Linked DNA regions of Homo sapiens: region 1 is linked to region 2. Evidence: read pairs that join two places in POLR2A ChIA-PET (ENCODE). Cell type or tissue: Caco-2. All regions are shown on one strand. Links, peaks and the distances in the headings refer to the core of each region. The heading gives the core; the rest is flanking DNA.

Region 1 (5,384 bases), core at 130-5,129, 230 kb before region 2:
GCCAGTAAAACTGTAATGAATTATTTTCTTTTCCTGGTATAACTCTTCCATGGGCACATACCGTTTGCTTCACTGAATCCATAGTTTCAGACTATTTAGCCATATATGTATATTTTGACAAAACAGTGTCCTACAGAAAATGTGGGTAATGTGTTCCAGGAGCGTTTCTCATCTTCATTGGGCTGAATCTCCTCTGTGCCTCTAGATAGTAACAAACCTCACACAGCTCCTCAGAAAGACTTTCTCTGACCAAACTCTAAATCAGCACCCTAAGTCACCACTATACCCTTATCAGCTTCACTTTTCATCACAGTACCTAACATATCCTAATATTATATTATTTACTTGTTTGTTGATTTGTAATCTCCCCAACTTCAGTGTAAGCTCATTAGAGGAAGACTGCTGTTTTGTTTACTGTGATATTCCAGTGCCTAGCAAAATGCACAGTAAAATATAAGTGTTCAAAAATATTTGCTGGATGAATACCTGTATAACCCTAACACAATGGCTATTAAAATGCATCCCTTCCTGAAATTCTGGGTTTCCAGTTTGAACATATATACAGTATATGAGTGTGTATGTGTGTGTGTGCACGCGCACGCACGCAGGTGCACAGCTCTCATCTGAAGCAAAAAAAAAGGCAACTTGAAAACTACAGTATCTGTAGCTCCAAGAACCAGTTCATCAGTCTGGATTCTACTTCATATGTATAAAACTGGTGGAGTTGGATTAGTCTCAAGGAAATGTTGTAGCAGAAAATCAAAGAGTATTGAATAAGCATTCAGTAATGTCACCCCCACTGAAGGTCTTTCCACTCTTGCTAATTCTTAAACCACTGGGTACAGAGAGGTGATGTACTTTGGGTACAGAGAGGTGATGCACTCTGCATTATTAAAATTCTCTCTTTAATCTGTCAGTTTACTTATATTGTCAGATCATAAAAACAATCAGTAGATATTGAACAAGTATATGATAAGCTCATCACTAGGCTGAGTTCAATCATGTGCTATTTTTCTTCATATATACATTGTTATATTGGGTACTGCACCTAGTGGTAAATGCAATAATGTTTAGTGCAAGCTTACCGGTCATTCCGAAAGATCTTTGGTAGATACCTTCTGGGGAACCACATGGCCAAAGCACACATCAGAACCCAAAGGACTGCAAGTTCATCAAGCATCTGACCCAAGAAACTAAGGGTTGCATGGAAGTAGACGGATCCAATTCCTAGAATCAATTACAACCAATAAAAAAAGGTCACCACAGAAGAGACACAAATTCAATACACTGCTTAAGGATAGTCCTTTCACCAATGGTTAACACAGTCACCAGATCACTCTCTCTCTGAAAAAAGAAACTGAAGAAAGAAACTCACACCACCCAAGCATGCATGCCTCCAGTCTAGAAAGAAGATTTCAACTAGGGCCCAAATATCAGCACATCAGAACTTTAACAATTCCACAGTTAAACGCATTCTGTCTTCATCCACTGAGCCTTTCTGGGAAGAGGCAGTAAATAAAAGTCAACATTCCTTCACTGTTAAGAATTCCCAGGCTGCCTGTGGGAGGAAATGGAAATGACACAAGTATTTCACAAAACAATGAGGGATCAAACATCTACATTTTTTTCTTTAATTTTAGTCCATTAGAAACCAGCCTCCCCAGAGTTCAGTTGTTTCACCTGACTTTCTTCAGACGTTCAGAAAATTGCACTGGCATAGCCCTAATAGCTACTACACAAATGAAGTCTCAAATGCACGCAAGTGACAGTAATGCCAACTTTGTTATCAAGCCTGCATTCAAGCAAGTGGGAAAAAAAAGTTTGCTAAGACCTCAGAGTGACTTCAGTTTACAAAACATTATGTTCAAAGGGGAGAGGAAGTGTGTGGAATTCCTTCTACCCCCATCCCACCACCCCATTAAGTCCGTGTTCCCAAATGACTCCACTTACCCACTACAACCAAAAGAGTCCAGATTAAGTAGATGCCACTGTTGAAGCATGTTGCATACTGACGAAACAAGCACATGCAGATGGGCGGTAAAATGAAAAATAAGACATTGCTGATCTGCAGGAAAAAAATGTAAAACAGAAAGATGAGTATTAAGTAAAAAGGGCAAAAAATAAAGTGGCCTCTTCCAAGTATGTCCTTGCAAACTGGGATAAATGTGGTCACACATCTCGTTTAAGCTCTTGCACTTTTTCTTTTTCTTTTCTCTTTGAGATGGAGTCTCACTCTGTCACCCAGGCTGGAAGGCTGAAATGCAGTGGTACGATCTTGGCTCACTGCAACCTCTACCTCCCGAGTTCAAGCAATTCCCCTGCCTCAGCCTCCTGAGTAGCTGGGATTACAGGCACCCACCACCATACCTGGCTCATCTTTGTATTTTTAGTAAGATGAGGTTTCACCATGTTGGCCGGGCTGGTCTCGGAACTCCCAACCTCAGGTGATCTGCCTGCTTCAGCCTCCCAACGTGCTGGGATTGCAGGCATAAGCCACCACACCCAGCCTCTGACACTTCTTTTGACTACAGATATACAATCAGGAGAACTTAAAGCTTTTTAAATGACCATTTAAGAGGCTCCCTGCTGCTTCTTTGATCATAGGAGTAGCTATAAAAACACTGCAGTCTATGGATGCTGCCCAAGCTCCTCTCTTATTCTTATTAACTAAGAATTAAATAAGAATTAACCAGTAATTCTTATTGCAAGGTTAATTATGAATCATTCTAATTTACTTGCACTTATTTTTTTCACAATCCTTTTTTAAGAGACATGGTCTAGCTATGTTTTCCAGGCTGGACTGAAGTGATCCTCCCACCACAGCCTCCCAAGTAGCTGGGACTAGGTACATGCCACCATGCCTGGCTCCATTTACTTTTTTTTTTTTTTTTTTTGAGACAGAGTTTCTTTCTTACAGCCCAGGCTGGAGTTCTTTGGTGCAGTCTCAGCTCACTGCAACTTCTGCCTCCCAGGTTCAAGCGATTCTCCTGCCTCAGCCTCCCGAGTAGTTGGGATTACAGGCGCTCACCACCACACCCAGCTAATTTTTGTATTTTTAGTAGAGACGGGGTTTCACCATGTTGGCCAGGCTGGTCTCAAACTCCTGACCTCAGGTGATCCACTCGTCTCAGGCCTCCCAAAGTTCTGGGATTATAGGCATGAGCCACTGCGCCCGCCTGCTTTTGTGTTTTTAAAGATAAGGTCTGTATTAAATAATGGTTAAAAAAAAAAAAAAGTTTAATGAAGGCGTAAAAAAGACTGGACATTGTCCAGCTCCCAATAATCCTCCCCAGCCAAGCCAGCCTTTTCCCCTGTGCCTACACAAAGCGAGGACTCTTTCTAGTTTCCCCCTTCGTTGCCCTTTGTCAGCTTTCCCATCCTAACCAAAACCTATTTTTAAGTAAAGATTATATTTGAAAGTTTCTTCCCAGCTTTAAAATGATATTATTTTATCTTGCAGATTTTGGTATGGATTTAAGCCTCTCTGTTATGTCTCCATGGGCATTCAACTTTTTAAAAATTTTAATAATCTATCTTATTTAATGCAATGTATTCAAAATATTGTCATTTGAACATGTAATCACTATTAAATATCATTAATGAGATAGTTTACTTTTTTTTTTTCTTAGAGACAGGGTATTACTCTGTCAACCAGGCTAGAGTGTAGTGGTGGGACCAGCTTGCTGCAGCCTCCTACTTCCAGGCTTAAGGGAGCCTCCTGCCTCAGCCTCTTGAATAGCTAGGATTACAGGCATGCACCACCATGCCTGGCTTTATTTATTATTATAATTTTTTTTTTTTTTTGGTAGAGATGGTGGTCTCACTATGTTGCCCAGGCTGATCTCACACTGCTGGCCTCAAGCAATCCTCCTGCCTCAGCCTCCCAAAATGCTGGGATTATAGGCATGAGTCACCGCGTCCAGCCTAGTTTACATTATTTTGTTCATACCAAAGCCTTGAAGATCAGTGTAAATTTCACACTCACAACAAGCCTCAGTTTGGGCTAGGCACATTTCCTGTGCTCAACAGCCAACTAAATGTGGCCAGTGACTGTCATATTGGAAACTCATCCCTAATTTTTTTAACTTACTTTTTGTTTGGTTGATTTTGGGGTTTGTTTGTTTCACAGACTCAAAGCTTTTTTTTTCTGAACTTTAAAAAATTGAGGTAAAATTCACATACCATAAAACTAACCATTTTAAAGTGTACAATTCAGTGGCATTTAGTACATTTCATAATGGGCAACCATCACCTCTATCTAGTTCCAAAATGTTTTCATCACCCCAAAAAGAAACACTATTCTCATTAAGCAGTCACTCCTCATTTCTCCCTCCCTCAGCCCCTGGCATTCACCAATCTGCCTTTTGTCTTTATGATTTTATCTATTCTAAATATTTCACATAACATAAATGGAATCATACAATATATGTCCTTTTGTATCTAGCTTATTTTTTCATTTAGCATAATGTTTTTAAGGTTCATCCATATTACAGCATATACCAGTAACTTATTCTTTTTTATGGTTGGATAACATTCCATTGAAAGGATATACTACATTTATTTTGTCTATTCATACATTAATTGTTGCTGGGTACTATGGTCTGAATGTGTCACCCCCACACACAAAATTCATATGTTAAAACTTAATCATCAATGTGATAGTATCATTATTTGCAACAAAATGACATTTCAGTCAACAATGAGCCACACATATGACAGTGGACCCATATTATAATGGAGCTTTTATGCCACATTTTTCCTGATACTTTTCCAGGTTTAGATATGCTTAAATACACAAATATTTACTGTTGTGTTACAGTTGCCTACAGTGTCCAGTACAGTAACAGGTTGTACAGGTTTATAGCCTATGAGCAATAGGCCATACCATATGGCCTGGGTGTGTACAAAGCTATACCATCTAGATTTGTGTAAGTATGGTCTATAATGTTATAGAATGACAAAATCTCCTGACAATACATTTCTCAGAACGTATCCCCATCACACAACTGTACTAAGAGGTGAGGCCTTTGGAGGTGTTAAATTGGATTAGCGCTCTTCTAACAGAGGTCTGAGGGAGGTATTCACCCTTCCCACCATGTGAGGGTGTAGCATATACTCCGTCTTTGAAGCAGGGAGCCCTTGCCAGACCCCCAACCTGCTGCCACCTTGATCTTGGACCTTCCAGCCTCTAGAACTGTAAGAAATGAATTTCTGTTATTATAAATTACCCAGTCTAAGATCTTTTGTTATAGCAGCATGAACGGACTAAGGCACTAGCTGGTGTACTAATTCCATTTTTAACTTTTTAAGGAACCACCAAACATTTTCCCACAGCAGCATTTTTATATTCCCATCAGCAATGTACAGTGTTCCAATTTCTCACA
Region 2 (5,384 bases), core at 228-5,227:
GGGCGATTCTTAGTCCTTTGCATTTCCAAACTATTCAGAATCAGCTTGTTGATTTCTGCAAAGAAGACAGCTGGGATTTGGAGAGAAGTGGTGTTAAATGTGTAGATCAGTTTGGGGAGTACTGCCATCTTAACAATATTAAGTCTTCCAATCCATGAACATACGATGTCTTTCCATTGATTTAGATCTTTTAAAATTTATTTCAGCAATGTTTGTAGTTTTCAGAGTACCCATTATGCAATTCTTTTGTTAAATGTATTTCTTTGTATTTTATTTATTTATTTATTTTGAGACAGAGTCTTGCTCTGTCACCCAGGCTAGAGTGCAGTGGTGTGATCTCGGCTCACTGCAACCTCCGCCTCCCAGGGTTCAAGCGATTCTCCTTCCTCAGTCTCCCAAGTAGCTGAGACTACAGGTGCATGCTACCACACCCTGCTAATTTTTATATTTTTAGTAGAGAAGAGGTTTCACCATGTTGGCCAGACTGGTCTGAAACTCCTGACCTCAGGTGATCTGCCTACCTCAGCCTCCCAAAGTGCTGGGATTACAGGCATGAGCCACCACGGGCAGCTGTATTTTTGTTTTTAATTTATTTTTTTGAGACAAGGTCTCACTCTGTCACCCAGGCTGGACTTCAATGGTGCAATCATAGCTCACTGCAGCCTCAACTTCCTGGACTCAAGCCCTTTTCCCACCTTAACTTCCTGAGTAGCTAAACTACACAGCTGCATGCCACGACACCCAGCACTTTTTTTTTTTTTTTTGAGACAGAATCTGGCTCTGTTGTCCAGGCTGGAGTGCAGTGGCTCAATTTTGGCTCACCGCACCTCCGCCTCCTGGGTTCAGGTGATTCTCCTGCCTCAGCCTCCTGAGTAGCTGGGATTACAGGGGCCCGCCACCATGCCTGGCTAATTTTTGTATTTTTAGTAGAGATGGGTTTTCACCATGTTGGCCAGGCTGGTCTTGAACTCCTGACCTCAGGTGATCCACCCACCTCAGCCTCCCAAACTGTTGGGATTACAGGTGTGAACCACTGCGCCAGACCTCACCCAGCAAATTTTTTTTTTTAGACGGAGTCTCTCTCTGTCGCCTAAGCTGGAGTGCAATGGTATGATTTTGGCTCCCTGCAATCTCTCTCTCGATCACCTGACCTCGTGATCTGCCCGCCTCGGCCTCCCAAAGTGCTGGGATTACAGGCATGAGCTACTGTGCCCGGCTGGAAAGACTGACTTTATCTCCTCTGTTATTTATAAACCACCTTTGATGAAAGAGAATTTTTTTTTCTTGAGATGGAGTCTCCGTCTGTCGCCCAGGCTGGAGTGCAGTGGCGTGATCTCGGCTCACTGCAACTTCTGCCTCCTGGGTTCAAGCAATTGTCCTGCCTCAGCCTCCTGAAAATTTTCTGTATACAAGATCATACAACCTGCAAGTAGAGATTGTGTTACTTCTTATTTTCCAATCTGGAGACCTTGTATTTATTTATTTTCTTGCCTAATAGCCCTCACTGGAACCTCCAGTGCACCGTTGAATGGCAGTGGCAAAGTGGACATGCTTGTCTTATTTCTGATGTTAGAGGAAAAGCATTCAATCTTTCACCATTAAGTATGATGTTAGTGATGGGGTTTTAGCTATGTCTACAATACCAATGCATATCCTAGTACAGATGTTCCAGCTGAGGGTGGAAATAGAGAACAGAGGTCAGAATAAAAAGCTGGGCTACATTTGGGAATCTTCAGTATTCAGATGAGAGTTGAAGTCATGGAAACTTAGTAAGATTGTCCAGGGCAGATCACACAGGATGAGAAGAGGATTGGGGATTGATACGGTTTGGTTTTGTGTCTCCACCCATATCTCATTTTGAACTGTAATTCCCATGTGTTGTGGGAGGGACCTGGTGGGAGGTGATTGGATCATGGGGGTGGTTTCCCCTATGCTGTTCTCATAATAGCGAAGGAGTTCTCATGAGATCTGATGGTTTAAAAGTGGCAGTTTTCCCTGCGCTCACTCTCTCCTGCCGTCTTGTGAGGAAGGTGCTTGCTTCACCTTCTCTTTCCACCATGATTGTAAGTTTCATAAGGCCTCCCCAGCCATGCATAACTGTAGTCAACTTAACCTCTTTCCTTCATAAATTACCCAGTCTCAGGCAGTTCTTTATAGCAATATGAGAATGGACTAATACAGAGAATTGGTACTAACAGAGTGAGGTACTGCTATAAAGATAACCTGAAAATGTGGAAGTGACTTTGGAACTCGGTAATGAGCAGAGGTTGGAACAGCTTGGAGGGCTCAGAAGAAGACAGGAAGATGTGGGAAAGTTTGGAGCTTACTAGAAACTTGTTGAATGGTTTTGACCAACATGCTGATAGTGATATGGACAATAAAGTCCAGGCTGAGGTGGTCTCAGGTGGAGATGAGGAACTTTTTGGGAACTGGAGCAAAAGTCACTTTGCTATGCTTTAGCAAAGAGACTGGTGGCATTTTGCCCCTGCCCTAGAAATCTGTGGAACTTTGAACTTGAGAGAGATGATTTAGGGCATCTGGCAGGAGAAATTTCTAAGCAGCAAAACATTCAAGAGGTGATCTGGATTTTTCTGAAAGCATACAGTCACATACGGTCACAAAGAGATGATTTGAAATTGGAATTTTTGTTTTGTTTTGTTCTTTTGAGATAGAGTCTTGCTATGTCACCCAGGCTGGAGTGCAGTGGTGCGATATCAGCTCAGTGCTTTCTATGCTAAAACCAGAAAAGTCCCAAACAAGACATATTGGTCACTTTTAGGAATACATGAATAAATACCTTTTCCCAAAGAGACTGAAGGAAGTTGAAATGTAATGGTGAGTTGAGATTGCAGTTCCTAGGCTGCCCTACCAATACTTAGCAAATTCATAAGTCATGTAAAAACTTTTTCTAAGCCTTGAAAGTATGTTTGTTTAGTCCCTGAAATCTGACCACTCGTCTCCTTTTTATTTATTTATTTATTTATTTTTGAAATGGAGTCTCATCTGTCGCCCAGGCTGGAGTGCAATGGCGCTATCTTGGCTCACTGCAACCTCCGCCTCCCGGGCTCAAATGATAACTTCTCTCCTTTTCATCTTACATTCCATAGCCTGGAGCCCCTGTCTGCTGTGAGAGGTAGGATGTGGGTAAGGCAGGTGGACAGCTCCAGGGCAACAGAGACAGAGGAGACTTCTTGCACAAGAAGAGGAGCTGGGCCAGACCTTTAAAAGCTCCTCCAGAAATAATAGCTGGGGCATTTATGAAAGGGAAGCAGGTAGCAGCAGCAGAAGGGCCCAGGAGCAAGAATAGTGAAGCACAAGGGGCTGCTTGTTTGTGCTGTCATTTGCAAGTCAGGAACTGCTTGACTTTACAAACATTTTATCACTCATGACTATTTTAAGAGAATTTCCGTCACAGGAAGTCCACTTCTAATCATTTCCACTAAGGGCACAATCAGGAATGTATGCAAATATATGTACAAAGAAGAAAAAATATTGATTACAGTTTTATAGTAGTAAAGATCTCAAAGAGAAAGTGATACTTAATTGAGCTGAACTTTGAAGGGTAAATAGGAGTTAGCCAGGTATGTAGGGTAGGGAAGAGTAAGAAGGGAAGTTAGAGGGAACAGCATGTGCCAAGTTACAGAGATAGGACAGAATGTATTGGGGAACAATAGGAAATTGGATATTACTGGAGCAAAGGATACACTGTGAATGGGGGAAGGGACAAGGCTGGGAGGAAGAACTCTGAGGCAGAACAGAATTATAATGCCAATTTTTAAAATCATAGTCATTTTCCTCTTTGAGTGAAAAAAATCCACATTCTTTAGGTTGGCATGTATACACAGAGAGATAAGAAATCTAACTCTGTATGCAGAAAATTCAAACCAAGGGAAGTAGTGAATTATCCTTGAGTTTAAATGTTATTTGAAATAATAAAATAGGGTGATTAAAGAGTCCTACTACTTTGATGTCAGATGAAGTCTTGTCTATGTATAATACACTGGTCAAAGTTCAAGAACTGGTTATCTTAATAAAAACACTACTCTCTTCTTTGCAAGATCATCGCAATGGCTCCAGAATTATTGGGGTAATACATTTTGTTTTTCATGTAAAAAGTTATCTTTTTATTTATTTTGAGACGGAGTCTTCTCTGACGCACAGGCTGGAGTGCAGTGGCACAATCTCGGCTCACTGCAACCTCCGCCTCCCGGGTTCAAGCAATTCTCCTGCCTCAGCCTCCCGAGTAGCTGGGACTACAGGCATGTGCCACCACGCCCAGCTAATTTTGTATTTTTAGTAGAGACAGGGTTTCACTATGTTGGCCAGGCTGGTCTCAAACTCCTGATCTCAGGTGATCTGCCCACCTTGGCCTCACAAAGTGCTGGGATTACAGGTGTGAGCCATGGCGCCTGGGCCAAAAGTTATCTTTTCAGTCAAGTTGATCAAAAAGTAAAATTTTGCTTATTGCTAATGGATCTATTTACATAATAAGACATTTCTCTAAATTTATCATTATCACGTTGTCTCAGTCATTACCTGCTGTTGTTACCACTTGCCTGTTCTTAAACTCCACTTACTTTTTGCAACTCATCTTTTTGTTACTTCTACTGCTAAATAATCTTTGCAAAGGAAGTTTTTTTTCCCTACCTCTTGTCATCACTTACTTAATTGTTCCCTGACCACAGAGATCAAAACCAAAATAATGTACCACCATCACTGTAGGGGATGGAAAAACACACACGAACCTTTTTCTTCTACCCTCCTAGGTTCTCCAGCTGGAGTCCTGGGAATCAAACTGATAAAAGAGAAAACAGTTTTCTGTTTTCTGATAAAAAGAGAAAAACAGAGTTTTTTAACATGTACAGCACACATACACACAAGAGAAACTCAGTAATGAGTAACTCAAAGGGGTGGTTAAAATCCAGGGCTTATATAGCATCTTAACATGGAACAATATATCTGTAGAGAAGTGACAAGAGAAAGGGGTTACAGCTTTTAGGGGCAGCAAACTGTGGGGAGGTAAATATGTGGGGGAGAAACCACTGGAAGATAAAGGTTATTTTATTTCTTTTGAGGCAGGGTCTTGCTCCATCGCCCAGGTTGGAGTGCAGTGGCTCCATCTCGGCCCACTGCAACCTCCACCTCCCAGGTTCAAGTGATTCTCTTGCCTCGGCCTCCCGAATAGCTGGGATTATAGACACCTGCCACCATACCCAGGTATTTTTATTTTATTTTATTTTTAGTAGAGATGGGGTTTCAGGCTAGGCACAATGGCTCATGCCTGTAATCCTAGCACTTTGGGAGGCAGAGGTGAGCAGATCCCTTGAGCTCAGAAGTTCGAGACCGACCTGAGCAACATGGAGAAACCCCATCTCTACCAAAAA

The links. ChIA-PET counts read pairs that join two places held together with the same protein. Peaks named below come from ENCODE experiments on the same cell type or tissue, not always from the same donor. Only the 100,000 strongest peaks of a DNase experiment are listed, where the experiment ranks them.
Region 1: POLR2A ChIA-PET joins it to region 2 with 5 read pairs; 2 of 35 experiments call an interaction of 5 or more read pairs at or near these places.

Annotation. Positions count from the first base shown.
Region 1 is chr9:19,420,543-19,425,926 of GRCh38, reverse strand. ACER2 (alkaline ceramidase 2) reads right to left here. Exons shown (of 6, transcript NM_001010887.3): 2 at 1,951-2,065; 3 at 1,086-1,227. Among named protein-coding and RNA genes, the nearest start is that of ACER2, 14 kb to the right of the region's middle. In Caco-2, for the core only: no CTCF peak of the experiment used is centred there; no DNase peak of the experiment used is centred there.
Region 2 is chr9:19,190,865-19,196,248 of GRCh38, reverse strand. No RefSeq gene overlaps it. Among named protein-coding and RNA genes, the nearest start is that of DENND4C, 37 kb to the left of the region's middle. In Caco-2, for the core only: no CTCF peak of the experiment used is centred there; a DNase peak (open chromatin) is centred at 3,128.